Regions from separate parts of the Homo sapiens genome. Here all the other regions are linked to region 3. A link is a contact called in ENCODE Hi-C or POLR2A ChIA-PET data. All regions are on one chromosome and are shown on one strand. Each heading gives the region's core, a stretch centred on a gene start or an enhancer-like site at or near the end of the contact. The rest is flanking DNA. Distances are from core to core; before and after follow the strand shown.

The links. A loop is a pair of places that touch in the nucleus more often than their neighbours do. ChIA-PET counts read pairs that join two places held with the same protein, here RNA polymerase II (POLR2A). Pooled maps may share reads with other maps.
Region 1: a loop to region 3 is called in a pooled map, with 19 times the contacts of the local background. The contact joins the promoter of PGAP3 here to the promoter of RPL19 in region 3. A Hi-C loop is called at or near these places in 7 of 50 pooled maps. POLR2A ChIA-PET finds 5 or more read pairs at or near these places in 4 of 52 experiments (GM12878, HEK293, MCF 10A and 1 more).
Region 2: a pooled map shows a loop between it and region 3 (8-fold over the local background). The contact joins the promoter of CWC25 here to the promoter of RPL19 in region 3. A Hi-C loop is called at or near these places in 10 of 50 pooled maps. POLR2A ChIA-PET finds 5 or more read pairs at or near these places in 9 of 52 experiments (A673, CD4-positive, alpha-beta T cell, Caco-2 and 6 more).

The regions. Positions count from the first base shown.
Region 1 is chr17:39,686,469-39,689,933 of GRCh38, forward strand. It overlaps PGAP3 (post-GPI attachment to proteins phospholipase 3), which reads right to left and starts at 1,589. Exons shown (of 8, transcript NM_033419.5): 1 at 1,366-1,589. The coding sequence starts at 1,546. It also overlaps a transcript of ERBB2 not described here. RefSeq lists enhancers at 1,608-1,717, 2,428-3,388 and a silencer at 2,668-2,962.
Region 2 is chr17:38,823,070-38,826,681 of GRCh38, forward strand. It overlaps CWC25 (CWC25 spliceosome associated protein), which reads right to left and starts at 2,252. Exons shown (of 10, transcript NM_017748.5): 1 at 2,097-2,252. The coding sequence starts at 2,114. MIR4727 (microRNA 4727) reads left to right here and starts at 2,769; the gene lies at 2,769-2,823. RefSeq lists an enhancer at 960-1,591.
Region 3 is chr17:39,198,977-39,202,642 of GRCh38, forward strand. RPL19 (ribosomal protein L19) reads left to right here and starts at 1,307. Exons shown (of 6, transcript NM_000981.4): 1 at 1,307-1,373; 2 at 2,237-2,343; 3 at 3,341-3,463. The coding sequence starts at 1,369. LOC124903996 (a long non-coding RNA gene) reads right to left here and starts at 2,238. Exons shown (of 2, transcript XR_007065745.1): 1 at 1,929-2,238; 2 at 1,179-1,822.

The DNA of each region.
Region 1 (3,465 bases), core at 339-2,838, 490 kb after region 3:
TGGTCTTGAACTCCCAACCTCAGGTTATCTGCCTGCCTCTGCCACCTAAAGTGCGGGGATTGCAGGCACGAGCCACCGCACCCGGCATTTTTTTTTTTTTTTTTTTTTTGAGACAGGGTCTCGCTCTTTCATCCAGGCTGGAGTGCAGTGGGGAGAGCATGGCTCACCACAGCCTTGACCTCCTGGGCTCAAACGATCCTCCCACCTCAGCCTCCCAAGTAGCGAGACCACAATGTCTGGCTAATTCTTTTATTTTTTGTAGAGAAGGCATCTTGTCATGTTGCCTAGGCTAGTCTTGAACTCCAGGGCTCAGATGATCTTTCTACCTTGGCAGACATTTCCTCTCCTTTTGCTCAAGTCCATCAAGATGTTGGCATCTGATGAACTCATCTATGGAAACCTGGGTTTATATTTGTCCTTCCTGAATATAGGATTTGCTCTTACTCTCCTGGAAGGAGTTCTTGCTATCTTACTCCCTTCCTATGAAAATGAAGCCCAAATTCTTCAACCTGACTTTTGAGGCTCCAAATTGCCTTTCCAACCGTATTGGTCACTACTCCTGTTCATGTACCCTGCTCCCTGAGTAAATAAAGCTCCTGGATGTGCCCACATCTGCCCAGGGCATCCATTCTCTCTGTTCCCTCTGTCTGGAATGCAAAGTGGTATAATAGTAAAGAGGACAAGCTTGTGGTCAAACAGGCCAGAACTGGAAACTCCACTTTACTACATACTGGCTGTGTGACCTTGGGCAGGGCATTTAATCTCTCTAATCCCCATCTGTAAAACTGGGATTAGAGAAACTATCTCAAAGGGTGTGATAAAAATTACTTGACATATTGTGACACCTGTCACACAGTGAGTGCTCAATACGTTGGTTCTTTGCCCACTATGGTCCAAATCGAATGTACCAGTCCAAAGTCCCTCCTTCAAACAAAACGTTCCAAGATGATCCCTGCCCCCACGTCTTCAAAGCCGGAACTGACACCTTCCTATCCCAAATGCTTCCTAATCAAAGAGTCTTTCAGGGGCTCAAATCATTCTCTGCCTTGCACTTGAAAAGGCTCATGTCCCCGTGGGGACTGTGAGTCCCAATGGGCGGGACCCTGGTCTGATTTCTGTGCCATTCCTAGACATTGTGGCCCGAATGTATTTAATAAATACCCTTTTGACTGAACAAATAAGTAAATGAAAGCTTCTGGGAAAGTAAGAGAGGCTGGTAAGGCTCTCATCACCTTAGGGGCTTCACTCACATTCATAAGAGACCTCGTGGGGAAACTAAGGTTCAGGGATTGCAGAGGCGTATTGGGGGCGCAGGGGGCGGGAGCAAGACAAATGGGCGGGGCTTACCGTGGGGGTGGGGCTTACCTGCTAGACTCATGTAGATTGGCTGGCGGGAGCGGAAGTGATTCAGAGCGCCCCCAGAGCAGTTCTGCTCTTCGCACTGCAGTACGCAGTCGCGGTACACCGGCTCACGGTCGCCCTGGGAGCCGCTCGCCAGCGCCGCTGCCCCAGCTAGCAGGACCAACCGCGCCGCCAGGCCGGCCATCCTTTCTCCCTGGCTCGCCGCCGGGGGAGGAGCTTAGGAGTATGAAGCTTCCACTTCCGGAGTAACCGGAAGTTCCTGTGTTCTTTATTCTACTCTCCGCTGAAGTCCACACAGTTTAAATTAAAGTTCCCGGATTTTTGTGGGCGCCTGCCCCGCCCCTCGTCCCCCTGCTGTGTCCATATATCGAGGCGATAGGGTTAAGGGAAGGCGGACGCCTGATGGGTTAATGAGCAAACTGAAGTGTTTTCCATGATCTTTTTTGAGGTAGGGCTGTTTACTGTCACCACCCCTGTCGGATTTTACTTCCTAAACGTACCTGTAACTATCCACTTCTCTCCATCTCTTCTGGCACCACCCTGGTTAAAGACACCATCATGTGTCGCCAAGACAGCCGCAGTAGCTTCTTAATGGCTCTCCCTGCCTCTACTTTTGCCTCTTCCAACCTGCGCTCCATTTTGAAAAATTAAAATTTGCCCATATCACTTTTTTTTTCTTAAAATTATTTACTGGCTCCCAATTACCTTGGGTAAAATACAGTCTCCACAAACCCTGCCTGATTTGGCCCCTGTCCACTGGTCTCCCTCACTCCCTTGCTCCAGACCCGCTTCAGAGGGCTATGTCCCTCAAGCTTCCTGACTGCCTGGCCTGGTCTGAATCACTCACTCTTCTTTTTTCTTCTAGTCGCAATTGAAGTACCACCTCCCGAGGGTGATTGCTTCCCCATGCGGGGTAGAACCTTTGCTGTCCTGTTCACCACTCTACCTCCAGCACAGAATTTGGCTTATGGTAGGCGCTAACTGCGTTTGTTTGTTCTTCTGTTTAATGAATGAACAGCATACATCAACATAAGAACTTGACAAATCCAGGGCTGTAAAATCATCAGTATGGTTCTGCACTGAGATCGGAGAGAAGTAATATTTCTAGGAAAATTAGGAACCCTGGGAACAGGACGCTTGCTTTAGTATCCTCTCCCTGCTCACCTCCCCTGCACTCCCATCAGCACCGACCCACACCCAATCTCATAGAAGCCTTGTAGCTAAGGATCACCCTTTCTCCTCCCCCACTCTCCTCACCCCTTGTCAACTTTTCTTTTTCGTCCTGGGGGTTGGAATGAGTAAGAAGTAGCCTGGGATTCCATTCACTCACTTAACAAACATTTCTGAGTCCTTAGCTCTAGCACCTTGCTAAGCAAGGCAAAATCTCCAGGAGGCACCATTCACATTGCATTTTCTGTGAATGGTGCTCTGGGGAGCAGCATTCACATTGCCTTTTCTGTGAATGGCAAATTCTTCCAGTTAAATATAACATGAATAGTGTCCCCTGGAGTTGACCACCCAACTGATACTGACTGAGAAGCTGAAATGAACAAAACAACCCCTTAGCCCTCCAGGAGCTGACCGGAAATCCAGTGCTAATACTACTTTGCATCTTACAGATTAGTTCTTTTACAATACTGTTTTTTTTTCTTTTTTCATTTCATTTTGTCCTTTCTGTGACTCTGGGATGAGTCTTTTTATGAGGATCCTCATATAAAGATGGACATTTAGGATTAAAGAGGATGAAATCCTGACAAAATAGGGAGTCTCCCCTTTAGAAAATTCCTAAGTAAGGCTGGGGGTGGTGGCTCACGCCTGTAATCCCAGCACTTTGGGAGGCCGAGGCGGACGGATCACCTGAGGTTAGGAGTTTGAGACCAGCCTGACCAACATGGAGAAACCCCATCTCTACTAAAAATACAAAATTAGTTGGGTGTGGTGGTGCATGCCTGTAATCCCAGCTACTCAGGAGGCTGAGGCAGGAGAATCGCTTGAACCCAGGGAGGCAGAGGTTGTGGTGAGCCAAGATTGCGCCATCGCACTCCAGCCTGGGCAACAAGAGCGAAACTCAAAAAAAAAAAAAAAAAGAAAAAGAAAATTCCA
Region 2 (3,612 bases), core at 1,002-3,501, 370 kb before region 3:
CCTCATGATCTGCCCGCCTTGGCCTCCCAAAGTGCTAGGATTACAGGTGTGAGCCACCACACCCAGCCTGACTCCAACTTTTTTTTTAACTTTTTTTTTTTTTTTTTTGAGACGAGGTCTTGCTCTGTCACGCAGGCTAGAGTGCAGTGGTGCAATCTTGGCTCACTGCAACCTCCACCTCCTGGGTTCAAGCGATTCTCCTGCCTCAGCCTCCCAAGTAGCTGGGATTACAGGCGCCCGCCACTGCTCCCAGCTAATTTTTGTATTTTTAGTAGAGACGGGGTTTCACCATCTTGGCCAAGCTGGTCTCAAATCCTGACCTCGTGACCCACCCGCCTCTGCCTCCCAAAGTGCTGGGATTACAGGCATGAGCCACTGCACCTGGCTGAGACTCCATCTTAAAAAAAAAAAAAGAAAAGAGAATGGACTGGAGAGGACCAGGAGACCAATTAAGAAAATAAGATCATGTCCACAAGGTACTTGGCATGTGGAAAATGTTCGGTCAATGAGAGCTCCCTTTTCTTCCTTTTCTCTTCCCCTCCTTGTCCTGCCTCTCCCCTTCGTCAGGTCATTCAGTTGGTTGGTTGTGGGTCAGTCCGTCAGTTGGTCTGACCATCCGTCCATCCTTCCGTCCTTCCTCCCTCACTCCCTCCCTCTTTCTCCCTCTAACCCTTCCCATCTTGTCCTCCCTGCCTCAAGCATAGATTATTTTGCTCCCCAGGGAGAAAATCTTCTGGAGTCATTTTTGGCTGTCACAACTGGTGGAGACGGGTGTTAGTGGATAGCTCCAGTCTAGTGGCTAGAGGCCAGTGATGCTGCTAAACATTCTACAATGCACAGGACAGCCCAACTACCACCACTACCACACACCCCCAAAGAATTATCTAGGCCAAACTGTCAAGAGCGCTAATGTTGAGAAACCCTGGATTAGAGCTTTCCTGTCCTTAAATGCAGTTATGTGAAGAATACACTAAATTGGATGAAACTAGATGGAGTCCTGGCACTCACTGTGATTGAGAACACATGACAAACTAATAGGTTTACTGGGCAGGCGGCTAAGCTGATCTACTTGCTGGTTCAATTAGCTCCACTTTCCGGAGGCTAGCATTTTCCCAACCTTGCCCCATGCTCTTGTGGGTACATTTACCCTATTTGGGGCCTTAGCGCTTTACAAATGAACGTTTCAGTTTAAGAGACATTGCCACATAACTTATATTAAGTGGTATGAATTCAAAAGCAAGCTCTGCCACTACAGATCAGAATCCAGCACTGAAGGAGGTGTGGAAGTCAGAAAGATGGACAGGAAGATCCCTTCAGGCTTAAAAAGGACCCCAGGGCCGGGCGCTGTGGCTAACCCTTGTAATCCTAGCACTCTGGGAGGCCGAGGCGGGCGGATCACTTGAGGTCGGCAGATCGAGACCAGCCTGACCAACATGGAGAAACCCTGTCTCTACTAAAAATACAAAATTAGCCGGGTGTGGTGGCGCATGCCTGTAATCCCAGCTACTCGGGAGGCTGAGGCAGGAGAATCGCTTGAACCCAGGAGGGAAAGGTTGCGGTCAGCCGAGATCGCGCCATGGCACTCCAGCCTGGGCAACAAGAAACTCCGTCTCAAAAAAATAAAAAATAAAAAACGACCCCAGGGCATGGCTTAGGGTAGGGAGAATGGGGCACAAACCACCCCTACTTCAGTCCAGGACATGACTCTGAACTCTCACCCAAGGAAGAGAGGTGTGTGGCAAGACAAGATATACAAAACAAAGTGTGGTGACACGTCCTCCATATCTACCTCCTTTCCTAGCCATGGCTCCATCCGCCCCCTCCCCGGTCTTCCCAGAATTTACAGCCGGTAGAGCCGCAGTCAACAAACACGCAAACACCACCTGTCACTGTTCGCGACACACCTCGGACTTTCCCAAATCTCAGTCCCACCCCTCCATTGCCCTAAGGATCCATCCCCTCTTCAGGGCAACGGCCTCCTCCCGGCGAAAGCAAAGCTGCGTTGCCATGGTTATCCACTCCTTCCTCTACCCCCACCCCCTGCCAATTTCCGTCCCGGCCTCAGTCCTCCCCCGCCCAGGCCTCCCTCCACTCACCAGGTCTCCGCCCCCCATGACGGTGGAGACGATTCCTCACTACGCGGATCTGGAAGATTTCGGGAGGATCAAGAGAAAACGTAGAGAAATAGTTCGGGGGCTACCTCGCGGGATCTAGTCCCAGGAGCCGTCAACTGCCAGTTTCACCACCGCTCTAGAGGTCACTTCCGGGAGGGCGTCATCTCACCGCGTCGGCGTCGCGGAACGATGACGTACAGGGCTCGGTCGCGCTTTGTGACGTTGGCGTTACTTGCAGATTTTGCAAAGGTCCGGGCTCCGCTGTCGAGGCCTTTGCTGTCGAGGTCTCATTTTGGCTGCTTCGGGTCGCCACGTTGCCTGATGTCCCAGACTCTCTGTTGAAACGCCACAACTCTGTTCAGTGATGGGTTGCCGTGGGCCTGTGCCCACGGCTGTGTTGCCATGGCAGCTCACCAGGGCATTCGGCTCAAAGCTCCACGTAGTCTCTGCTAGACCTAAGGTGGACCAGACTAGGCCTCCTCCCCTCACCCTGCACACACCCCCACGCTCCAGTTTTCCAAAACGGCTTTGCAAACTGGCGCTTTCCTCAGACCTTGACTCACAGCAAATCCCCTTATGCCAGGCCTATTTTACGAAGCTAAATAGAAACCATCAAATCGAAATTCCATCAGCTTCCGTTTGCCAAACTTTTAAAATCTGCCAGCTTCCACAGTGGCAGATTTTCCCATAGTGGGAAGCTGGCAGATTCCTTTCCCTTCAGTTACTATGTGTTTTTGGCATGTTTTTCTTTTTTCTTTTTCTTTTTCTTCTTCTCCCTTTGTTTTTGTTTTTTGAGAAGGAGTTTTGCTCTCCCAGGCTGCGGTCGAAGCTGACTGCAACCTCCGCCTCCCGGACAGCAATTCTCCTGCCTCAGCCTCCCAAGTCGCTGGGATTACAGGCGCCCGCCACCCGCCCGGCTAATTTTTGTATTTTTTGTAGAGACAGGGTTTCACCATGTTGCTCAGGCTTGTCTCGAATTTCGACCTCAAGTGATCTCCCCGCCTCAGCCTCCCAAAGTGTTGGGATTACAGACATAAGCCACCGCGCCTGGCTATTTTTATTTTTGTAGCAACAGGGTTTTGCCATCTTACCCAGGCTTGTCTCAAACTCCTGGACTCAAGCAATCCTCCTACCTCGGCCTCCTAAAGTGCTGGGATTACAGGTGTGAGCCACTGCGCCCGACCTGTTTTGTAATTTTCAGAATAGAAGTTTTGCACATCTTTTGTTAAATTTATTCTAAATGTTGTATTTTTTGTGATGCTATTTTATTTATTTATTTATTTATTTATTTATTTATTTATTTATTTATTTATTTATTTATTTCGAGACGGAATCTCACTCTGTTGCCCAGGCTGGAGTACAGTGGCGCAATACCAGCTCACTGCAACCTCCGCCTCCTGGGTTCAAGCGATTCTCCTGCCTCAGCCTCCCGAGTAGCTGGGATTACAGGCATACGCCACCACGACCTACTGATTTTTGTGTTTGTAGTAAAGATGGG
Region 3 (3,666 bases), core at 57-2,556:
TCCAGGAGAGTTCCAACCCTGAGCAGGGTTTCCACCTGCCCCTTGGAGACAAGAAAGGCTGGCATAACCGCAAAAGTATGGGCTTTGCAATCAGAAATATCTGTGTTCTGAATCTGTTACCTTAGCTGTAAAATGAGGGCAACGCTAATCGTGTTGTTGTGAGGAAGTAGCATAAATGTTGCTTCCCTTTCTCTCTCTTCTACTTTCTCAGCCAGGAAAGTTGAGATGAAACGGATAGGGTGATCAGCAGGAACCAATCATGAGTTGGAGCCTCAATTCAGATGTAGACTTCTTAAACCCCAGAATGTTCTTCTTGGATTTTTACATTGGGTGTTCCAGATCAGAAGAAAAGGACTGCTTTTTTTTTTTTTTTGAGACGGAGTCTCACTCTGTTGCCCAGGCTGGAGTGCAGTGGCGCAATCTCGGCTCACTGCAACCTCCGCCTCCTGGGTTCAAGCGATTCTCCTGCCTCAGCCTCCCCAGTAGCTGGAATTACAAGCACGCGCCGCTACGCCCGGCTAATTTTTGTATTTTTAGTGGAGACAGGGTTTCACCATGTTGGCCAGGCTGGTCTCGAACTCCTGACCTCAAGTGATCCGCCTGCCTTGGCCTCCCAAAGTGCTGGGATTACAGGCATGAGCCATCGAGCCCAACCCAATTTTTTTTTTTTTTAATTTTACTTTCTGCAATCATTCATCCATTCAGCCAGTGCGGTATTTCTGAGGTGTGTTCGATCGCGGATCCATGCCTGCCGCAGTACAGTTGTGAGCCAAATGAGACTGAGACTAGTTCCCGCCCTCCAAGAGCTTGCAAGACCCGCAGTGGCGTAAAAACACTAACATCTTTTAGTGATCGATTCTGCACTCCAGGGGTTTTCAATCTACTACAAGAGTGAATAAGAGTTCGCCTTTGTCTGATATCTGTTGTCATTCTCTCTCGCTTCTTTAACTGATTTTTTCTCAGCTAATAAAACATCCACCCACAACCCCCCGAACGCCCGCAAACACCAGGCCACTCTAGCAAAACCTCTCTCACTCCGCCTGCGCAATCCAGCTGACTTCCGGTTACAGATAACCACGTGATTGGGAACCCTTGCTGCGCATGTCTAGTAGGAAGTCGGACTATACCACTTTCCCTACGGAAGGGGTACTTTTTTATGTTTTTAAGTTTAAAACCGATTTCTGATATTTGACTTTTATCATTTCAGGCCTATATGGAGGCTATGAGTGAGTTTAGTGTGGCAGAAGATGAAAGAACCGGACAGGAATACGGACGAAATTGGAGCAGGGTTTGGGCTCTCCCCTTCGCAGATAATGGGAGGAGCCGGGCCCGAGCGAGCTCTTTCCTTTCGCTGCTGCGGCCGCAGCCATGAGGTGAGGGCGAGCTGGTCTCCATCAGGCGCTGACGCGTGTCGACAAGGGACTGTCGGTCTTGGGACCGCAGCTGGGGTTGGGGGAGATGAAATGGAGGCCGCCCTAAAGCGGCCGGTCCCGGGGTTTGGGGTAGGCCGGAGCACTTTCGTCCCGGGCCTCCGGAGTGAGGGGGGGCGGGGAGCGTCGCAGCAACTGAGACCAGGAAAAGTCTGCCCCGGCTGGTGCCGCACCGCACACGTGTCCGGTCGACCCACGCGAGCAGAGCAAACGGAGCGAACAAGACCAAGCCGTGGGCCCTTTCTTGCTTGGCACACCCGGAGCGGAGCCGATCTCTGCTTTCACGTGATGTAGGGCAAGCCTAGTGTAGGCCCCAGGCCTCCGACTGCCGAGAGAGGTGATCTCTAACTCTTGACTCCATTCACTCCTTTGGCCTCTCATAAAGGAAATCTCTGCGAATAGCCGAACGAGGCTTGTTACTGTGATAAAACAGGGAAATAAGCCCAGAAAACAGAGTAACTTGCCTGCATTCCTAGACTAGAAATCAGGTCTACTCACCTCGAATATTCTTTAAACGCTGAGTACCAGAAATGGCATAACCCCCCTATTCAATCCAATAAGTCCTTGGCTTGACTTTCCAGAGGAGAAATGCGAACATGAGGCTCCGAGAGGTGAAGGCATAGCGTGGGTTTTGAAGTCTTAAACCCAAGGGGGCCAGCTGCATAGCCCAGAGCCTTAAAGATGATTTAGGGAAGAGTCTTATTTCGCGGCTGTGGTGTGGGTCACAAAGGGCAGGTCTTGATGGGGACGTTCATTCTTGCCCAGGATTGGCTTTCAGAGTCTAATCATGTTTTCTGTGTGTCTAGTATGCTCAGGCTTCAGAAGAGGCTCGCCTCTAGTGTCCTCCGCTGTGGCAAGAAGAAGGTCTGGTTAGACCCCAATGAGACCAATGAAATCGCCAATGCCAACTCCCGTGAGTACCTGGGATCTGTCTCTTCACCCTACTTCCTTCTTTTCTCCTGCGTCAGATTAATGATAACACAATTGTGTTGACTTTTTTTTTTTTTTTTAGACAGTCTTGCTCTGTTGTCCAGGCTGGAGTGTAGTGGTGCCATCTGATCATTGCAACCCCTGCTCCCAGGCTCAAGTGATTCTCCCACCTCAGCCTCCTGAGTAGCTGGGATTAGAGGTGTGCACCACCACACCCAGCTAATTTACTCTTTATATTTTATTTTATTTTTTTTGGGACAGAGTCTCACTTTGTCACCCAGACTGGAGTGCAGTGGTAGGATCTCAGCTCACCGCAACCTCTGCCTCCCAGGTTCAAGCGATTCTCCTTCCTCAGCCTCCCAAGTAGCTGGGACTAAGGCACGTGCCACCACACCCAGCTAATTTTTGTATCTTTAGTAGAGATGGGGTTTCATCATGTTGGTCAGGCTGGTCTCAAACTCCTGACCTCAGGTCATCCATCCACCTCAGCCTCCCAGAGTGCTGGGATTATCGACGTGAGCCACCACACCTAGCCTGGGTTGACTTGTTACAAACCTAGGAAAGTTCATTCAGAGTGTCTATAAAATGGAGGAGTCATTGTATCAGGCTTGTTCTTTTGAGTGTGCTTTCATATATTTAAAATGTAGAAATGGCCAGGCATGGTGGCAGGCATCTTTAATCCCAGCTACTTGGTAAGCTGAGGCAGGAGGATCATGAGCCCAGAAATTCAAGACCGGCCTGGGCAACATAGGGAGACTGTCTCAAAGACAAAGGGTATTTCTCACAACCTCTGTTTGTGAAGGAAAAAGAAAAGATAGAGGTTTTTTGGGTTTTTGAAGGCAAGAAATAAGTTCCAGTGTTTCCATCCTTTTTGAGACCGTGGGGCCAAGAATGTGAGCAGTGTCTCTGGCCTGGCCTATTTGGACTCTGTGATGTGCTTGGGCCCCAGTTGACTGACCAGGTGCATTATGCTTTCCCAGGTCAGCAGATCCGGAAGCTCATCAAAGATGGGCTGATCATCCGCAAGCCTGTGACGGTCCATTCCCGGGCTCGATGCCGGAAAAACACCTTGGCCCGCCGGAAGGGCAGGCACATGGGCATAGGTAAGTGTGGTCATCTTCTCCTTAAGAAATGATAGGTGCTGGCATCTATGCTGAAATATATTCAGGATCTAAGCACTCTGTCTCATCTTGAGCCTGTTTCTTACTCCTTGATATTTGATGTGTTTTCTGCCTGTGTGCAAATCAGAAAGTTGGTGCTGGTATTGGAATTGAGAGTATCCCTGGTAGGAGGTCACATTTACTAA